Regions from separate parts of the Homo sapiens genome. Here region 2 is linked to region 1. Evidence: read pairs that join two places in POLR2A ChIA-PET (ENCODE). Cell type or tissue: OCI-LY7. All regions are shown on one strand. Each heading gives the region's core, and the rest is flanking DNA. Links, peaks and the distances in the headings are about the cores only. Region 1 overlaps FOXP1 (forkhead box P1). Region 2 overlaps FOXP1 (forkhead box P1).

The links. Peaks named below come from ENCODE experiments on the same cell type or tissue, not always from the same donor. Only the 100,000 strongest peaks of a DNase experiment are listed, where the experiment ranks them.
Region 2: POLR2A ChIA-PET joins it to region 1 with 8 read pairs; 3 of 35 experiments call an interaction of 5 or more read pairs at or near these places.

Annotation. Positions count from the first base shown.
Region 1 is chr3:71,084,292-71,094,153 of GRCh38, reverse strand. All of the region lies in intron 7 of FOXP1 (forkhead box P1), which reads left to right. It overlaps LOC124906247 (a long non-coding RNA gene), which reads right to left. Exons shown (of 2, transcript XR_007095956.1): 2 at 5,439-9,862. Among named protein-coding and RNA genes, the nearest start is that of FOXP1-AS1, 200 kb to the left of the region's middle. RefSeq lists an enhancer at 6,211-6,310. In OCI-LY7, for the core only: no CTCF peak of the experiment used is centred there; DNase peaks (open chromatin) are centred at 3,433 and 3,743; H3K4me3 peaks cover 1,434 bases; H3K27ac peaks cover 1,795 bases.
Region 2 is chr3:71,384,605-71,394,466 of GRCh38, reverse strand. The region is part of intron 3 of FOXP1 (forkhead box P1); the gene reads left to right. Among named protein-coding and RNA genes, the nearest start is that of FOXP1-AS1, 100 kb to the right of the region's middle. RefSeq lists an enhancer at 2,135-2,214 and a silencer at 3,895-4,189. In OCI-LY7, for the core only: no CTCF peak of the experiment used is centred there; DNase peaks (open chromatin) are centred at 5,056 and 5,556; H3K4me3 peaks cover 1,661 bases; H3K27ac peaks cover 1,808 bases.

The DNA.
Region 1 (9,862 bases), core at 2,552-5,051:
TGCGACAGAGACTGTGCGTCCTGCAGTGCCTAAAATATTTATTCTCTGGCCTTTTATAGAGAAAGTTTTTGGCCCCTGGCTTCAAAGTTCAGGTTTGGTCTCTAGGACACCTTTGGGAGAAGGAGCTTGGGCATCTAGAAACTTACTGAATTTATAGGGAAAAACACATGAAAAACAAGAAAACAGCTTTCTTACCAAAATGTTTGGGAACTGATAGAGAACAATGTTACTGAGAGGCAAGAATACAGCATTCTCATGAGAAGATTATTGATTTTTATCGTTACCATCACCATCAACAATATCTAAGTCTCATTTTGATCTTTATTGATATTATTATAATCATAGGATTCATTTGGTTTTAAAGTTTGGTGTAAATGACATAGCGATTCTGAGAGCAAGGCCTCTGGGAAGTAAATGTGAGAACAGACCAGAGGCTTAGTGATTCTTTCATCCATCCATCTATTCACTTATCCTCATTCTAACATTTATTATGTGCCTGTAGTGTACCGATCCTGCTTAGTACTGAAGTAGAGAATTGCATATTTCTTAGTCCTTATATCACAGTTGAAACTGAACAGAGAATTATAATATGATGTAATAAATGTACTAACAGAGGTAATCTGTACTAGCCACATTTCAAGTTCTGTTCCTAAACTGGGAACACACACAGGAACAGAACTTGAAATGTGGCTAGTACAGTCAAAGAGTTGGATTTTTAAATTGTATTTACATTAAATAAATTTAAATTTAAATAGCCATATGTGGCCAGTGGCTATTATTTTGATTAATGCAGATATAGAACATTTCCATCATTGTGAAAAGATCTATTGGACAGTGCTATCTAGAATGTTCTTTTGCTTTTTTTAATTTTTTTTTTTTTCATTTTTATTTTTATTTTTTGAAATGGAGTCTTGCTCTTGTCGCCCAGGCTGAGTGCACTAGTGCGATCTTGGCTCACTGCACCCTCTGCCTCCCAGGTTCAAGCGATTCTTCTGCCTCAGCCTCCCAAGTAGCTGAGGCGTGTGCCACTATGCCCGGCTAATTTTTGTATTTTTAGTAGAGACGGGGTTTCACCATGTTGGCCAGGCTGGTCTCAAACTCCTGACCTCAGGTGATCTGCCTGCCTTGGCCTCCCAAAGGGCTGGGATTATAGGCGTGAGCCACCACGCCTGAGCTTTTTTGCCTTTTAAAGCATTTGGTAAATATGTCTTCCTGATGAAAAATCAAGAACTAATCTCTTTTAATGTGGTGTCTTCATATATCTCTAAAGTATATCTGTGCAACTCTTTGTCACGTGTCTCTCTATATCCTTCTTTTACTGTATTGCTACCAGTGTAAGACAATACTCCAGTCATCTCTGGGAACATCTACTGCCTCCATTTTCTCTGTGGGAGCTCAAGTTTTCCTTCAAAATAAGAAAAACTCCCAAGACCTGGAAGTTTGAAGGAAAATAAGCCAAACGCCCTCCCTCACATTTGAAAACTGACAATTATTTTTATTTGTGCAGGCTTAAGATGGAAATAAGAACTTCTAAAAGAATTTGAAAAATACCCTACTTACCAAAAAAGCTTAAATCATTTCCTCTGAAAGTTTCCTTCCATCTAAGGTTTGCTTCGGTTCCACAGACCAGCCTCCTCCTGTCCTCAATCTGAGGGGGAGGAACGTGACCTTCAGTTTCCGCTGATACTGATTTTAGGGTCCCACAAGGGTCTCTGTACTTGCCCTCCCTCTTAGAGACACAGACTGGCACATCCTGGTTTTCTTTTTTTTCTTTTTTTGAGATGGAGCCTCCTTCTGTCACCCAGGCTGGAGTGCAGTGATGCCATCTTGCTCACTGCAACCTCCTCCCTAACTCACCAGGTTCAAGCGATTCTCCTGCCTCAGCCTCCCGAGTAGCTGGGATTACAGGCGTGCACCACCATGCCCAGCTAATTTTGTTTTTTTTTGTTTTTTGTTTTTTTTCTGAGACAGAGTCTCTCACTCTGTCGCCCAGGCTGGAGTGCAGTGGTGCGATCTCAGCTCACTACAACCTCCACCTCCTGGGTTCAAGCGATTCTTCTGCCTCAGCCTCCCAAGTAGCTGGGACTACAGGCGTGTGCCACCATGCCCGGCTAATTTTTGTATTTTTAGTAGAGACGGGGTTTCACCATGTTGGCCAGGCTGGTCTCAAACTCCTGACCTCAAGTGATCTGCCTGCCTCGGCCTCCCAAAGTGCTGGAATTACAGGCGTGAGTCATGGCACTCAGCCTACATCGTGATTTTCCTGTTGGCTTTTGTAAAAGCCAGATCCTTGAACTTTGTTTCTTATTTCCAAATGTTGATTACAGTTGTGTTTCTCATACCTCTCTCCCAGCTGTGAAGTTTATTGGTCTTTGTTTTATTAATAATTCTATAATTGAGAATTATATTTTATTTTAGACTCATAATGTCATAGCATTACATTCATTGGTTGAATATGTTAACTGGTTAGGAAAAAGCTTGGGGTTACCCTTAATCTTGAGCTTGAGATATTGATGAGACAATTAAGCTTAATTTGGTAACTCTTTGGAGTAGATAGACCCAAATTCTAAAAACCATCATTTACCATCTCTGGGACCTTGTCCAAGTAAAGCTCAGTTTTTTTTTTGTTTGTTTGTTTTGTTTTGTTTTGTTTTGTTTTGTTTTGAGACGGAGTCTTGCTCTGTCACCCAGGCTGGCATGCAGTGGTGCGATCTCGGCTCACTACAACCTCCGCCTCCCGGGTTCAAGCACTTCTGCCTCAGCCTCCCAAGTAGCTGGGATTACTGGCATGTGCCACCATGCCCAGCTCATTTTATTTGTATTTTTAGTAGAGACGGGGTTTCTTCATGTTGGTCAGGCTGGTCTCGAACTCCTGACCTCAGGTGATCCACCCACCTTGGCCTCCCAAAGTGCTGGGGTTACAGACGTGAGCCACCGTGCCTGGGCTAAAGCTCACTTTTGAGCTTCTATAAAGTAGAAATGTCTACCCAGCAGATTAATTCAGAGGATTAATTTAAGAATACACACACACACACACACACACACACACACACACAGAATCTGGCACCTGTAGCTCAAAATGTTACCTGCCCTTCTTATAGCTGTTGTTCTGATCATTATATTATGATGATGTTGGTTTGGGTTATTACTTGTGAGATCCTACAGTGGTCTGGACACACAAAAAATTGAATTTTATATAATACTGAGGCTTTCTGATGGTAGTAGATGGGCAGAGAGTGGCAGTTGTCAACCCCCTATGCATTTCAGAGCGAAGTGCATTTAGAATGGCCATACCTATGTTATCATATACCTATGTTATCGTCTCTGAATCTTTGATATATGCCAGATGGGTTGCAAATTCTACAGTGAATTGTTCACTTCTGTAGGTCTTCTGTGCAGGACCCTAGCTCTCCTGTAATGGCAGTGCAACTGCTGAGAAGAAAAGACAGAGTGCAATGATCATGCTTCCCCACTCTGACCCCCTCCTAGTTCTTCCCTGCACTCTTAAGGAGGCAGTTGCACAGTTATTTTTTATTTGACATTATAGTTACATATATGCAAAGAAGATCAGGGAGTATGCTCATTTTATTGTGTCTTGATGTGTTGGGAAGGGAAGCATGGATTATAAAATTATCTTTTCATCAAGCCTTCTAGTTAGAGTTGACTTGCTTCTCCTGGGGACTGAGTAATTTGTTACTCTTCATTGCCCTGTTACTTTTTCCCCCCAAGGGTGGTTCTCCTCACACCTGCAGGAGACTTGTTCTTTCACTTCTGTATTATCACATTACATACTGCACTTATGAAAAACGGGGCAAATGTTTTCTAACAGCCATCGTGACAACTCTGTTACAAACAGGGAGGTACTGTTTAGTTGAAAAACATGGGAATATCCAAGAAAAATGTGAAAGAAGCTTAGAAAATGAAATTTCTTGAAAATAGGAATCGAGAGATTTGTTTTATGATGGGAGCAAGGTTGAAGAAAGTAAGGAATTGATTCCCCATTAGAGATTGCAAACTGATGGCCCGCAGGCTAGATACTGTTTTGTTTATGCACACAACATTTAACCTTTTTTTGGTTCGAACTTTTTGAAGGCTTTCTTTTTCTTTGCAAAGATTTAAAAAATCTGGAGATTTCCCATGAAAATCTCATTTTCTGTCATCTCCTAAAAAAGAAAAAAATCAGAAGTTCAAGCAATATACATAGCACCAGTTATCTGGAGCAGAGAAATGCTGCCCATTCCCACTTTGCCATGGACTTCAACTCATTTCAGTAGCCTGCCTGTCTGCTGTCTATCCCTCTTCTAAGTGGCTCAAGGTTTCATGAACAGATTCACCTCAGAGTCTCAAAGGCAACAGCACGCTATAGTGGCCCAGCTAGAGCCCAGGCATTTTGGAATTCTTGATTTCTTTGTATCTTTGTACCCTGATTATAGACTGATGTCTTTTTAAACTGGCTGCCTTGTGAAAATTAGAGTTCCTCTTTCTTAACTAGGACTGTGGGTAGTAGTGATCCCCATGTGGCAAGGATGGGGCAGGGAAGAGTGTTCCTGCAGGAAGAAAGTGTGTGCAAGCCAGATGACATGCAACTGCCCTCATGATCAGATTTGGATAACTCTGTTATTTACTCCAAACCTTAGTGTCTTACAGTTTAAACATTTATTCTTTTACACACTTTCTGTGAGTCAGAGATAGGGGAGTGGCTTAGCTGGGTGGTTCAGGCTCATAGCATCTCATGAGATTGCAGTCAAAATGTGAGGCTGGGGCATGATTGGGGCTAGGGGAGCCGCTTCCAAGATGGCTCGCTCACATGGCTGTCAGCAGGAGGCCTCAAGTTCTCAGGCTGTGGACCTCTCCATAGTGTGACTTCAGTGCCCTTGTGATGTGGCAGCTGGCTTTTCCCAGAGTGATCCAAGTTGTGACCTAGCCTTGGAAATCACATACCATTACTTCTGCCATATTTATTGGTCACAGAGACCGGCCCTGACATGGTGTTGGAAGGTACTATCCAAGGCATGAATACCAAATGGTGAGAATCTTTGGGGCTTGTTTCGGAGGTTGGGTGCCACTGATTCCAACCTCCTCATTAGCCCTATTTAGAATCAGAGTAAGAGCAAGTCAGTGTAATTGTTTATAAAGTGTCATATCCTTCAGCTATGTTGGATGGAAGAAAGGTCAAAATGTGACCTGAGCACTGGTGTACTCTTGGCGTAAGGTCATTGGCCAAAGTATTATTCACTTCACTAAAAGATTTGCCTGTACTAATAAGAAAGAGAGATTGACAAAAGAGATGAACTGCACTAAGGTATTTGGTGAGTTCGATTTCTTTCTCAAATTATGCAAATTTCCTCCAGCGTTTCCCCCTAAACAATGGGAAGTTGCATATTCTCAAAGCTGTAAGACCTTCAAAGATAATCTCAGAGTGATTTTAAGGCAAAATAAGTAGTTTAATATTTATATCTAACTGCATCTCTGGTGTCTCAGAAGTCTTTGACATCATTGGAATGACTTTGTTAGTACCTTTCCCATAAATAGTTAGCTAGACAGGTGAAAGTTCAAGAAAAATAATGAGATCCTTTACGCAACTCAAATAGACTGTTCATGAGATTCCCTGTTCAACAAACATCTGACAAATTATTGGGTGGTTGTGTTGACCTAGACACCTAGAGTGAGGCACCTAGAGTGAGCAGCAGAGAAAGCAGCCGGGAGATTACATTCTTATGGGACATTAAACTGGTAAGCCAAAAAAAAAAAAACAAAAAACAAAACAATGTATCACCACATGTTGTGTGACGATGAAATCTGTAAGAAAACAAAGTAGATTAAGATAAACACCGTGGTGATGACAGTCCCATGTTTGACTGGCTGGCCAGGGAAGGACTCTGAGGAAATGGTCTTTGAGTAGAGACCTTGACTGAGTGAGGGACTGAGTCTTGCGTCTATCTAGGGAAGAAAGTTTCAGGTTCGGGGAAGAGCAAGTTTAAGAGCCCCCAATCAGAAACAAGCTTGGTTGCTCTTTCGCAATTTCCAGAGACTCCATCTATTCCCCAGCATCTTGGTTCTCACCACTGCACTGCTTATGGTTGACCGTCAGCTTTGCTTTTTTGACCATAGTCTTACAGCCCTGGCTTAGCCTTCTCTGAAAACATACATTTGCACACTAAGCCAGATTCACATGGGAGGTACATTATGCCGTGGCCTAGTCTAGTGTGTATTTCCCCTTTCTCTCCCCACAAAGATTTTACAAAACTTATACATGCAAACAGGTATTTTTGTTTGTTTCACATGAGTCGCTTTTGCATAATATAACAAGCCCATGATTTCACATGTACAGTAATTCATAGAAAGTGATAGTCATCTTGCTTAGACACCTTAGTTCTCAAATCTAGCCTGCTAAATATAGTACCTTCTCAGACCCATATAAGGTGTCATAAAAAAAGAAAAAATAAAGGTCAAAGTTTCCCCACCCACAAATTTGGTTATAAAAACAGCAAAGCAGGGTTTTTCTGAACTTGAATCAGTAAATTTTTAATTTAAATAGTATCCTGTTTTGACAAAGTGCTAAACCACAGAGGTCTGAGAAAGACACTCTTAAGCCTTTGTCAATACCAGCTGGCATCTCTCAACAGGAAACCTTGGATGACTTTTGTTGTCATTTTGTGATGCACTGACAAGGAATGCGTGCCCTTATTTGTTGCATCAAGGAAATGGTCAGAGTACCTCTGATGCGGCTCGATGCCGTTTACATCAATATGTTGCATAATCCTTTGCCAGACAAAACCGGTATTTTGTTGTCGTTGTTTGATCAATTAACATTGGATTTCTGGCTTTGCTAAGTGCACCTCCAGAGCAAGACACAAAATGATGTCACATGAGTTCTGTTCTCTGACCCACCCAACAAAGAACTGAGCTAACCTGCAACCCTTTTCCTGCCTTGGTCTTTTGATCTCATCAGTTGTGCAGCTCACCTCTTCAGGGCCTGCACAGCTCTTGAATGGTGTGGACTGTCCCGAGGAAATCCAAGGTACTATAAGAGCTCTTTGTTGGAATTCAGTCCCTAGCCCTCTCTTTATCTCACTTTGTTTCATGTTGAATAGTAAGTTGCATTTTACTGTTATGGTGACTGCATTTTTCTTATGGGGCCTTCAGGGTAAACAGCCGTTAGTTTCCATCTGTGAACACACATGTAGCTTGTGTTTGGGTAGGGTGCCTGGTGCTTCCAAAGTCATTATTTTCTCTGTAATGTTTGTTCTCCATGGTTGTGCATAGATAGATTCTATGCCCCAGTGCAGGACGAAGAGGTAGCCTGTAATTCCAGCTGAATGTGTTGCAGTTGAAAGTGGGACGGGAGTGGAAGCAAGTGATGGATCAAGCAAATCGCTTTTAATTTTACATAAATTGGTTTTCTGCTTTCCTCTGGGGCAGAAGTTTGCTGCTCAGGGTCATGTTAAATGTCGCTGATGATTTGGAAGAGAGGCATTCCTGGAAAATATCCGGTGAGACAGAACTTGGGATTTCAGTCCCTGCCTCTCATTGACAGACTTGGGGAAATTAGAGATGGAGTCTCTAGCCTGGGATGGGAGCCGTTATCTCTGGACCAGCTAGAGACACTGGAGATTAGAAAAGGCAACAGCAATTTTAGATTCCCGAAGAATAAAATTATCATGACATTTATCAAATGTGCTCCCTTTCCCCCCGGTACATTGCATAATAATGATGTTTGTATATGTTGTTGTCACATAAGCAAGAACGAGAGAAGATCCCCTTTCATGGGATGCTCACAGATTTCCTTAATATGAAATTAACTAGCAGTCCTAGATAAGTAAGCTAGAACTGTAATGGGCACAGTCTGAAAGAGGGCAGAGCTTTCTTTTTGCCCCTTGGCCAAGGACAAAACATGGGCAAGGCCAGTTGTCAACATGAGACACTGGTTTCAGGTTTGCAGCTACAAAGAATACAGTTGTGATGGATTTCAATCCGATATTTGCAGTTCCAATGCTAGAATTTTCAGCCATGTCATCCTGAGTCTCTTTAGGCTTTAGAAACAAAGGATTCATGTTTGAATCGTGACCTGCCACCATGACCTTGGGCAAAATAGAAAACTTTGTTTCTTTGTCTATAAAATGGCCGTAAATGTGCGGTGGCTCACGCCTGTAATCCTAGCACTTTGGGAGGCCAAGGCGGGCAGATCACGAGGTCAAGAGATCAAGGCCATCCTGGCCAACATGGTGAAATCCTGTCTCTACTAAAAATACAAAAAATAGCTGGGTGTGGTGGCACCCGCCTGTGGTCCCAGCTACTCAGGAGGCTGAGGCAGGAGAATCGCTTGAACCCAGGAGGCGGAGGTTGCAGTGAGCCAAGATCACACCACTGCACTCCAGTCTGGCAACACAGTGAGACTCCATGTAAAAAAAAAAAAAAGGCCATAAATGATACCCACCATACAAGAACCAAATGAAAACTTGGACATAAAGCACCCAGCTAGAGACACACAGCATGTGACATACGCTTAACGAAAGGTGCTAATAATGTTATTAGAATTTCACTGGATTGTTGTTGATGATTCTAATATAATATTCCTTAATAGTAAAAAGCTGAAGCCATAGGAGCCCAGTAATCTTCACCTGGAATTTCACAGTAACAGGAAAATAAATGAAACTTTGGGATACTAAATATTAATGGGGTGAAGTAAAAAAAGCTAAGTGGGGCCTGGCGTAGTAGCTCACACCTGTGATGTGAGGCACTTTGGGAGGCCAAGGCAAGAGAATTGCTTGAGGCCAGGACTTCGGGACCAGCCTGGGTAACACAGGGAGACCCTATCTCTACAAAAAAAAATTTTTTTTTAAATTAGCTGAATGTGGTGTTATGCACCTGGAGTCGCAGCTACTTAGGAGGCTGACATGGGAGGATTGCTTGACCATGGGAGGTTGAGGTTGCAGTGAGCTGTGATTGTGTCACTGTACTCCAGCCTGGGGGACAGAGTGAGACCTCGTCTCAGAAAAGAAAAGCAAAAAGCTAAGTGGAAGAAAAAAAGTAGTTGCAAGCTGTTACAGAGCTGGACAGAAAATGCATAGAAATAAGTGGCTTTTGGCAAATTCTTTGAGTGAAAGAAATGAACAGCCACTAACAAGGAATGACTATTTTATGCCCAAATCCATATATTTAAACAATGATTGATTGATTGATTTGTTTGTTTATTTATTCAAGCAACTATTGTGCCTCATCCTCCCTGGTAACTGGGATTAACAGGTACCCAACACCACACCCAGGTAATTTTTGTGTTTTTAGTAGAGACGGGGTCTTGCTGTGTTGCACAGGCTGGCCTCGAACTCCTGGGCTCCAGCGATTCCCCCACCTCAGCCTCCCAAAGTTCTGGGATTACAGGCATGAGCCACTGCGCCTGGCCAACAATGATTTATTTTAAAAAATCATTTTATTTAGGAGAAAGCAAAGACTTTGAAAAATAGTGTTAACTATGCAAGGGCAGGTTATTCATGAAAAATCTATTCTATATTTTAACATGCCTGGTCTCAGTAAGTGATTTCAGTCAGATAGCTTGAAAGAGGCCACCATGAAGAAAAATGTGTATTTCTCCAGAATGTATGTATTACAATAAAATAGTTGCTAATGAATTCCTTTAAATCATTTATTACCAGACTCTATGAAAGTGAGATTATCATAATTTGGCAGAGTGGATCAAGAACAAAAAATAAACTATCAGATTCAGGAAAAATGAGAAACAAACCCATGGGTGAGGAATCAGTGAATCATTGTAGAGTTTGTTTTTGGGGGAAAAAAAAAAACCACACACACTGAAAGAATTTTGAGTGAAAACCCACTGGACTGAGAACTCTTAATAGTATGG
Region 2 (9,862 bases), core at 4,619-7,118, 300 kb before region 1:
ATAGTTACCTTTTTCCCTCATTGGTTCCTAGGCATTGCTTCACACTCACAGATAACCTGTTTGACCTTTTCTTCTAAGGTCTGGGATGTATTTAAGAACAAATGACCACTGCCTATGGAATTCTTTCTTCTAGATTTTTTGTCCAATAGCTGAATTGGATTTGAAATAGGGGAGGCTTAAAAAGGAGAGTTGACTGTTGGTTTTAAAAACGTATCTCTAAAGAGGACTCATCATTGTTCTGAGAAAACAAAAATCCGGGACTTCTAAAAATAACTGCTGATTGCCTTGGAGTTGGGCTGGTGCATATGAACAATTTACATTCTGCTCTTTGGGAGCTGGTGACTCTTCTGGAAATTGGGGCTCTTTTAGTGGACATTGTTGATGCAGGCATAGTTGGCTTTTGTTTCCATGTGCTTCTCAGAAACTCTTGCTCTGCTCCGCAGACATTTGTATGTGTCAAAGAAGTATATGGGGCTGAGTGCAGTGGCTCATGCCTGTAACCCCAACACTTTGGGAGGCCGAGGCTGGAGGATCACTTGAGCCCAGGAGTTCAACACCAGCCTGGGCAACACAGTGAGATCCCATCTCTACAAAAAATTTAAAAAATGAAAAAGAATCAGATGGGATGAGAGAGTCCATAGGTCAGGTTCTCCAAGAGTAGTTTTCAGGAGCCATGTAAGTGGCCCTAGAGATTCTGAACTTTAAAATGTTAAAACTGCTTTGATTTCACAGACACCCTTTCAAAAGATTATCTCAGATTACTGGAAGACTTTCTTGTTAAGTTTAGAGAATTTTGCATTTTGCTTAGAAATCATTTTCAAGTTTTATTAGAACATTTACTAGCAATGGTGCTAATTATTTTAAATATGACCCTGGAAATGGGCTATGTCAGCTTGAAAAGACTATTTTTAACGGAATTTGGTTTTAAAGGCAGGTTTTATAGACATTATAGTAATACCGTTGTTATCTAATTAGCATCCACTGCGTAAATGTACATGATATTAGAGAGGCAAGTATACATAAAATTATAAATTGTGACATTTTATGAGTTTTTTTTTTATTATGAGTCTTCTATAGTCATCATTACTTAACAGTGTGAAATGTGGTCTTAGACATTACATCATGTAAAGACCAGGAGACAAAAAAAAACTGAGGATCAATTTTTGATTATAATAAAGTTTTAGTATGAGGCATTTCTGAATATGTGTCATGAATATGAGTCATGATTTTCACACCAAACCTGACCTATTATGATTATGCTTCAACTTCATGGGGTTTTCAGTATTTAAATTCTAAACCCAATTCTAAGGTTTCAAAATGATTCACATTCAAACCTACTTTTATGTTTTATAATTAAATAAGAAAATATTGCTTATACCTACATTTTTATTATTCTTGGGCATATTATAATTATTTCTTTAATTTCACCAATAAAATAGCCCATTTCTTCATTAGTAAATTATCAGGCTATCTCAATAAAAAAATTAGTTTGAATGTGGCTTGCCATCTCAAAGAGTCATTTCAGTTTGGAATTTTCTCACTTTTTTCATTTGTTCTTTTTGTAAAATGTGAAGATACTTTCTAGGTAAATTAATCCCTTCCAAACGGTAAAATAACTTTCTTCTTGGAAAGAGTTATTACAGTCTTATTCTTTACAATCTTAAATACCACTTAGGTTAGCGTGAACAATACATGAAAAAAATTACACTAGTTAAAAAAAGAATGATTGCGACCTAGGCCAAGTGCATTGCAATTATATGTTCATGGAAAAGTGAGCTTTCTACTGGGAAGAGCACGATATAGATGCCCATGAAATTTCCAAAGTTTAAGTATTTTTGTAAATTAGGTTGTTCCTAGTTAAACAGGTGGCTTTAAAGGCTGGTTTCACTGTTGTTTTAATCATAGTTTAGTTACCATGGAGAAATATGCAAGTTAGCATTTATACACAGAAGTGAAATTTATGCTGCATAGATAATAGCCTAAATTTAGCTTGACTTAAGTTTACCACTTCCTTTTTTTTAAACAAAAAGAATAGTAATATATCACATATATCCATTAACAAGTTAATTTCTTTAAACGCGACTGTTATATTTTTAGAGAATTTCTTTTCTTAAGCCTCAGACACCTCTGTCACTGTGACCTCTTCCAGTGCTGAGTATAATGTAACATATTACATCAGATTTGCTCTAATTGTTTCACCCTTAGGTTTAATAAAACACTTTGCTGAGTTTAAAATCAGTTATGTGGTGAAAAAGTAATGTTTGGACACATTGCATCTAGTTGAGTTTTATAAAGGACTATTATTTTCTACTGAAAATCTTTAGGAAATGTGCCATGCTGATAGGACCAATCTGATATCATAACCCAACGATAATTTTGATTAGATATGTTTTCTAAAGAAAATTCAGAGACAGGTCTATTTCTAATGAACTGTTTTGATCTTAATGCCTTCTTCACTGAGTAATAGATTTTTCACTCTGAATTAAGATGTTCGTCTGTGTGGAATCCAGCATCCGTGAGCTGTCTTTCCTGCTTTACCCTGTACCCCTGAACGAAGGCTAAGTTTTCAAGGACAAATGTAGTAAAAGTGTCCTGATCCAACATGAGGTCCCCCAGCACAGAGAGAGAGCAGCAGATCCCTTTCAACACCAGCTGTTCTCACAGATATAGATTGCTGCAGTGAAATTTTCTTAATATAATTCAGGAAGCTCTAGAGAATTCTCCAAAACAACTGTGCCAACAAGGAAAATGTTGAATTTTTCATCAGCTGCCCAATGCTGAGAGTTAGTGGGCAATCCGTTCATTCATGACCAGATGTTCAGTGTAGTAACGCTCCGCAGTTAACTTGAACCTTGTGGCCTGTTTACCATTGGCTGCAAGGACATTGGCAGCAACCTGGCATTGGAGAATTGAGGCCCGCACAAGCGAAAGACCGAAGTGTGTGTCTGTGGCTTCCTGGTTTTCACCAGCGACCAGACAAGGTAGGGAATGATGAAAGAAAGGAAAGACATCACATCAATCATTTTGGAGGTGGGAGAATTTGCTATATGATTGTGTCTTGGGGGAACAGTAGGCAAATTCTTAAACTCATTTTTATTTGGAAAGAAAGGCAGTCTTTGTTTATTTAGTTAGGCAGATTTTTCAACCTATGTCTAAACCATGAAACTTTTTGTAGTGGGGGCAAGTAGGCATGGGTGGTTAAGACAGTAAGAAAAAGATTTCTAAATTTAAACTGGAGGAAGTCAATAAAATTGACTCTTAATATTGAAACCTGACAAAGTCCAATCTAGAATTGGAAATATGTGATATTTTTGTTTTAGGTGAGTGTTATTATTACAAGTGGAGAATACTTAGATCTTCCATTCATACAGATTCATCATTTCCTTCATATACATGTTTGGAGGCCATGACATTTTTGTGAGCTCTTTGAAGTAATGATGTTCAGCGGGAGGGGGAACTTAGATGGAGCAGGAGTTTTTGAACAAACAATTTGATTTTTTACTTTGAAAAGGATTTTGCCTGCAAATAATTAACAGTGTTTAATTCTGGATTTGCAACAGGCCAGGCCTGGGGAGGGCAGAGTTTGATAACGTGAGGCTTGTCTCAGATGGGGGGCTCATCTCTTCCTGACTACACGGCACTGCACAAGAATTTGAACTGTTTATTTCAAAGCAGCATGCACAAAGGAACTTTTAAAATCTTTCTTATTTAACCGTTTTTAACTTGGGCCACGTCTGCAAGAAGTTGCCATGTCTGCAAGAAGTTGGCCTTTGTTTACTTGAAACTGGAACAGAATGTCATCATGGAATAAACCTTTCGCTTTTTGGAGACTTGGATTGTTTTTCTCTTCCTATAGAATTCTTGACTGCCCCCCCCAACCCCCCTCCCCACCACACACACACACATCCTTACTGACGCCCATCCATGAGGCACAACTGTAACTTGCAGGACCTTTTAAGCAGAAGCCTTGCAGTAAGGATATTTGCTTTGGCAGAGCTTTCTGCCTTTGGTTTACAAAGTTGCAGTGAACACTTCCTTTGCATTTCCTGCTTACAGAGAAGGTGGGTTGCATGTCGCACTGAGATATGGAAATTCCTCATGACTCCATTTCAAGCCTGAACCTCTTGGCCCTTAGAATCCCACTGCTGAAGTATGTGTTTCTTTTGTCTGGGTGATTTTTTCTTTTTCTGAAAAGTCCCTTGGCTTGTTGACTTAGAAAGAGGAGGTTTTGAGTTACAGCAGGTCCTGACTTAGGGCTGCTGGGATGCAAGGTGAAGGCATTGCGTTGTTTTCCTGGATGCTAACTTGCTGATAGAAAAGTGAGAACCAGTTTACAGTAGCTCTGACACTACTGTTACCTTTCTGCAGTCCTCTCCAGCTGCTCCGAGCCCTTCGATGCCTTCGCCATGCACACAGTTTGTTCTTGGGTGTGAAAGCAAATAGTATTTGAGTTGGCAGCGACTTCTCTTTCAGTGGAGTTTGCTGCCTCGGCAAGAAACCGCAGCCTGAGCTTTCTGCTGCTGAAGGTTTCCACTGGCAGGATGGCCTTTTCCCACATTTCCTTGGTTTGAGGAAACAGATTTTTGAACTTTTTTTTTTTTTTTTAAAGACAGAATGCCAACATTTAACAGCTGGAGTCAGTATAATTTATGGTTTTCACTTTATGTTCTTGTGGATGTATAAAAATTAAAAATCCACAATTATTATTAAATTATGCAAGTTTTTGCAAAAAAAGTGATTAAAAATAGAACCTCTGTTATGAGGCATTCAAGAAAGTCATTGTTACCTAAACAGGTATTCTCAATTATTCTATCTTTAATGGTTTTTAATTGTTGTAATTTACTCATATTCTCTTGCATCTCTCAGAGGAGATGTTTCTGAAAGCTCTTCGTGTTTTCTTTGAGGAGCAAGTAGGAGTTTGTTCATTTGAACCACTTCAGTTTTTTTCCACCTTATTTAATTTATTTTATTATATTTGTTTTGTACACGTCGTTGTGTTCATCCTCACTTCAGGTAACCCTTACTGCAACAGCACTTATAAAAGCAAAGCAGTCATAAACCTGCTACCTATCGAGATGATCCTGTGCCAAGAGGAACGCAGGTGTCGCTCATGAAAGTGATGCAGGCCTTTGTGAGCCACAGACCCTCCCTTGTAGGAAAGCCTCAGTTTTCCTACATTTCCTTTAGGTGAAATTTATAACCCGCCCCCCCCGGCCCCCCCCCCCCCCGCCGCTTACAGATATAGCATATGGAGTCCTAATTGATTGGAGGCCTCACTGAATTTGCACCATATCGGAATCAGGAAATGAATGCAGTCAGCCAATAAAAAGTGATGGAATGTTGCCTCAAGATATGTAATATTTTTGTCCTATCAGTACACAAATACTAAATTTTTTTTGGTTATTTAAAAATTTCTAATGATAGAGATAAAGATTCTGAGAACCTTTATTAACATCCTCCCAAAGCCACACCTTTAGTTAAAAAGTAGCTCTGACATTTTTGTTATCTCGATTTCTCAGAAAATAAAATAGGAAGTGAAAAGGCCATTCTACTTGGTACAGTGTGTTACTATAAAGACCATTCGCTCTACACGTTAGATTTAGGGTCAGAACATTAGCTGTGATGAATAGCTAGGGACAAAATTTTTCTTTTCTTTTCAAGGATAGTGGCAGTTAATCATTTTTATCTGTCCGCCTTGTAGACTTGATTAGATTTATTATGTATGCCGCATGTTTATGGCATTTTTATTATATGTTGTTAATTTGTTGTAACTGCCACTATGTTTTTTTCTTCTTCCCTTTTTCTCCCTTGAGCACCCTTGAAAGCAACTAAGTGTTACCTTGTGCTTTAGGAAACTTCATTTAATTTTTCATTTTAATAAAAGCCCTAATAGTCAACAGGTTAAAAAAATAATAACCGGTGTTACAATGTGTATCTTCAGATAAAAGGAAAATTTGTACTTAACGTTAATTTTGAATTCTTATGTTTTCTGATGTTGATGAAGTAATGCATGTTCGGGTAGATTTAGAGAATACACGGCTATAAAAACATTTCACCTGAAACCTAGAAGGGCGAGCTGCGGAACGTGCACTAAACTATAATTTTCTTCATTAGTAGAAAGCCATCTATATAGTTTTCAAATCACTGCTAGGTAAGACAATTGGGCCGTTTAACATTTAAGCTGCTTAAAAAGTCACGCAGTTGAATGATGCATTTAGAACATCTTTTTTAGCTTACTAGCTCTCAGAATGGATATGGAATCTGTTAAATATAGAGGCCATTCTTTAAATAAGGCCGACAGTTAAAATTGGGAAGCCAGAGAATTAGATTGGAAATGATTTACGATGAGTCTACAGGACATTAAAAAAAATAAAGTTAGAAAAGGAAATCCACTGGCTGCATTGGCTATATTACAGCAGAGAATTTTTACTTTTCATCCCTTTTGAATTGGCTGGATATATGGGTAATGCATAGAAACAGACTTTCGGGAAAAATTGACAGAACTTTTCTTTTTATTATATGTTCTGGCATTGGTTTGGTATTGGCATCGTAAGCCTCTGACTATAACCAAGTCAGTTTCTTGTTTTGACAGTTACAAACTTTTTTTCAATAACAGAGAACCACCCATTCTCTTAAGAGCATTAGACGTTGAAATAAATAGAAGCTGGATTGAACAACGACTTTGTTTGTGTCATGCCGCATGAACACATGGGTCCTTAATAAATACCATTTGAAGATGACACATGGGTGTGGTTATTGAGTTTATAATGTGTAATCATCACACATGCATATATCGCTTTTAAGAATTGTTATGCATTCGTTCATACGCACAGCAAGAAGTTGATACATTTTTATGGAAAAAAACCAATGTGAATTCAAAGAGACAGATTACAGACAATATTAAGTCATTCAGGTGTGAAGTGGTTTCACTGATGCTAAAACTTGTTATGATGGCTCATTAAAACATCTGAAATCCTTACTTATAATGAGAAAGAGAAAGAAATACAATTTTAGATGTCTTAGCTATAAAATCCTTAATTATTCCAATTGTAGCAATACAATATTGAGTTAATCAAGAAAAAGGGATATATTTACTAACTAATGGTGGAAGACTTCAAGGTGATGAAGTTATTAACCCAGTTTTAGACTTTGGTGTTCTGAGAGATGCACTATGCCCCATTGTGTGCACGAGACCAGCATTTGATTCCAGTACCTCCTGCCCTATTCTGATGTTTATGTAGGCAACTTTGAAAAAGCAAAAGTTCATATTCAAATTCTGTCCTTAGGAATAAAGTGTCGAAAGAAATAAGATATTTTGTTACCGTCATGAAGCATTTCAGCTAGAGCTTGCTGAAAATATAAACATTAGATATTTGGGTTAGGGGATTTCTGGCTCATGGCAGCTGGGTGAATAAGCAACAAAGTCTAAAAATCTTGGTGCTCAGAGCAATGAACAATTCCTTTGGTTGGTACACAGAGCTCATAGAGGAGAAAAGAGAAAATATTAGTAGGTTGGAAAGGTAGCTGATGTAAGATGGAGAACCTCAAATTCAGAGTTAAGGAGTAAAGAATTCAGTAACATTAATTAATATTAATATTAAATACTAATGGCAGATAACATTTGCTATGGGCAAGGCATCAAGCTTAGTGGTTGACAATTCATTGTATTATTTTACTGGTAATAAGCTTCCAAGGAAGGTGATTCTTTTTTTTTTTTTTTTTTTTGAGACGGAATCTTGCTTTGTCAACAGGCTAGAGTGCAGTGGCACCATCTTGGCTCACTGTAACCTCTGCCTCCCGGGTTCAGGTGATTCTCTTGCCTCAGCCTCCCGAGTAGCTGGGACTACAGGCATGCGCTACCACGCCCAGCTAATTTTTTTGTATTTTTAGTAGAGACGGGGTTTCACCATAATGGCCAGGATGGTCTTGATCTTTTGAGGTCGTGATCTGCCCACCTTGGCCTCCCAAAGTAATGGGATTACAGGCATGAGCCACCGCACAGGGCGTGATTCTATTATTATGCGTAGTTAACAGAGATGAGAAGACTGAGTCTTGGAAAAGTCATGTGATCTTACCCTGGGCACGCAATGGTCAGATGGAGCCAAGATTTCAAATTAGACTCTGTGGCTTAAGAATCAGCCTTTTGAGGACTGACTCTATTGCCAGTGGGCACAACCAGGGATTTTTGAGCAGAGGAGTCTCTGGTCAGAACTGTGCTCTGGGATAATTCATCTGTCATATTTCAAAGCAATGTAGTGAGGAGCCCAGATAGGAGGAAATTGTGATGTTCTGAAGAGCGGCAACTACAGTCTGCAGTTGAGTGTTTGATGAGATTGGAAAGGCAGTGATGGAGAGGTCCCAAAATCCTTAACGTTTTGGGCGGTACTTGGTGTGAAAGACAGATGATTGGGAGAATGGAGTTGGTATTCTTATCCCTTGCTAATGGAAGAGGAGAGAGGGCAGGCTGGGAAGGGATGAGCTGAGGTTTGGATGTGGCTTGAGGTGCAGACGTTAATTTCAGGCAGAGTCTTTTGGAAGGTGATGAAATACACATTGAACTAGAGGTTACGAAGATAGTCAGGGCTGGAGATGTGGATCTGAAGCCACAGAAGCCAGTAGAAAGAGTGAGACTGGTACATTTAGAGAGGTGCGGGGAAAAGAAAGTGGCTGGAGAAGGAGACCACGATATAAATCAGTCTTAGGAGATAAAGAAAAATCTTTCTGCACATTGGAGATGACAGATTTGTAGGCCATGCTTCAGACACATACCTATACATATTCATGTTTGTATACATATTCATGTACATATTTATATATGTATTCCTATATACATTCATATGTATTACTGTGTGTGTTTGTATATGTATCTTATTCATGAGCATGCGCTGTTCTCTTATGCTCACATATGTATTCTTGGGAGCCTTTCCCACCTCAGCAAGTGGGGAGAGGAAGAGTGGGGTAGGCGTCAGTCTCTCCCCAGAGCAGCTGATTGGGGCAGGTTCTGCTCCCTGCTGCTGCAGTTTGAGAGCAGTAGAGGGAAAATGGGGTTTACTTTGTGTACGTGTGGTTCAGGCCAACACGCAGAATTTTATACCCCTCAAAATGCATTCCTCCACAGAAGCCTGGCAACTTTAAATGCTCTAGTAAATGTTAGGTGATTTATAATACAGTTTTAAAGAATTCAGCAAGATTACCATTCTATTGTGAAATAAGGGCTGACAGTGTGGTCAGTAAATGTGTTAACTTTTCATTTGGGTTGGTATGTCTCTCCTTTGCAAATCCATTCATCTGCCGAAATGCATATGAGAAGCATTGCTTTTGCCAATGAAGGATTGCAGTTAGGATTTTTTTTTTTTTTTACTTCCTTTTCCCGTGCCCCTTCTTAATTACTAAGAAGGTTAACAGCACACACTTCAGGGTCACTGATGTTGTGTTGTGTTCTGTTTTTGTTTTTCCTGTAGCCAAAGAAATGCTGTATTATTGCTCAAGTCTGTTTTGTGTTGTTGATTGAAGGGCTGAGAGAGTGCCCGTTTCTTTTTCTTTCAAGATACCACTAAGTGATTTCCTTTCAGGGTTCTAGAAAATGTGTCACCCTGACAAAAATTGCCTTCCCATGCTAGTAGCCTTAAGCTTCTACTTCTTAATTCCTTACATGGCCATTTCCTAAATGGTTAGAGTTATTTGGAACACCTTAAAATTAAAAAGCTTTCATTGCCACCCACTCCACCACTCAGACTGCCAGTGATATGAAATTCACCTGAACCCTTTACAGTTGGTGACAATTGTTTTAGGAAAATATATGTGATAAGATGCTGCAGGTCCTCATACCAGTGTCAACTCAGAATGTCGTTCACATTTCTTC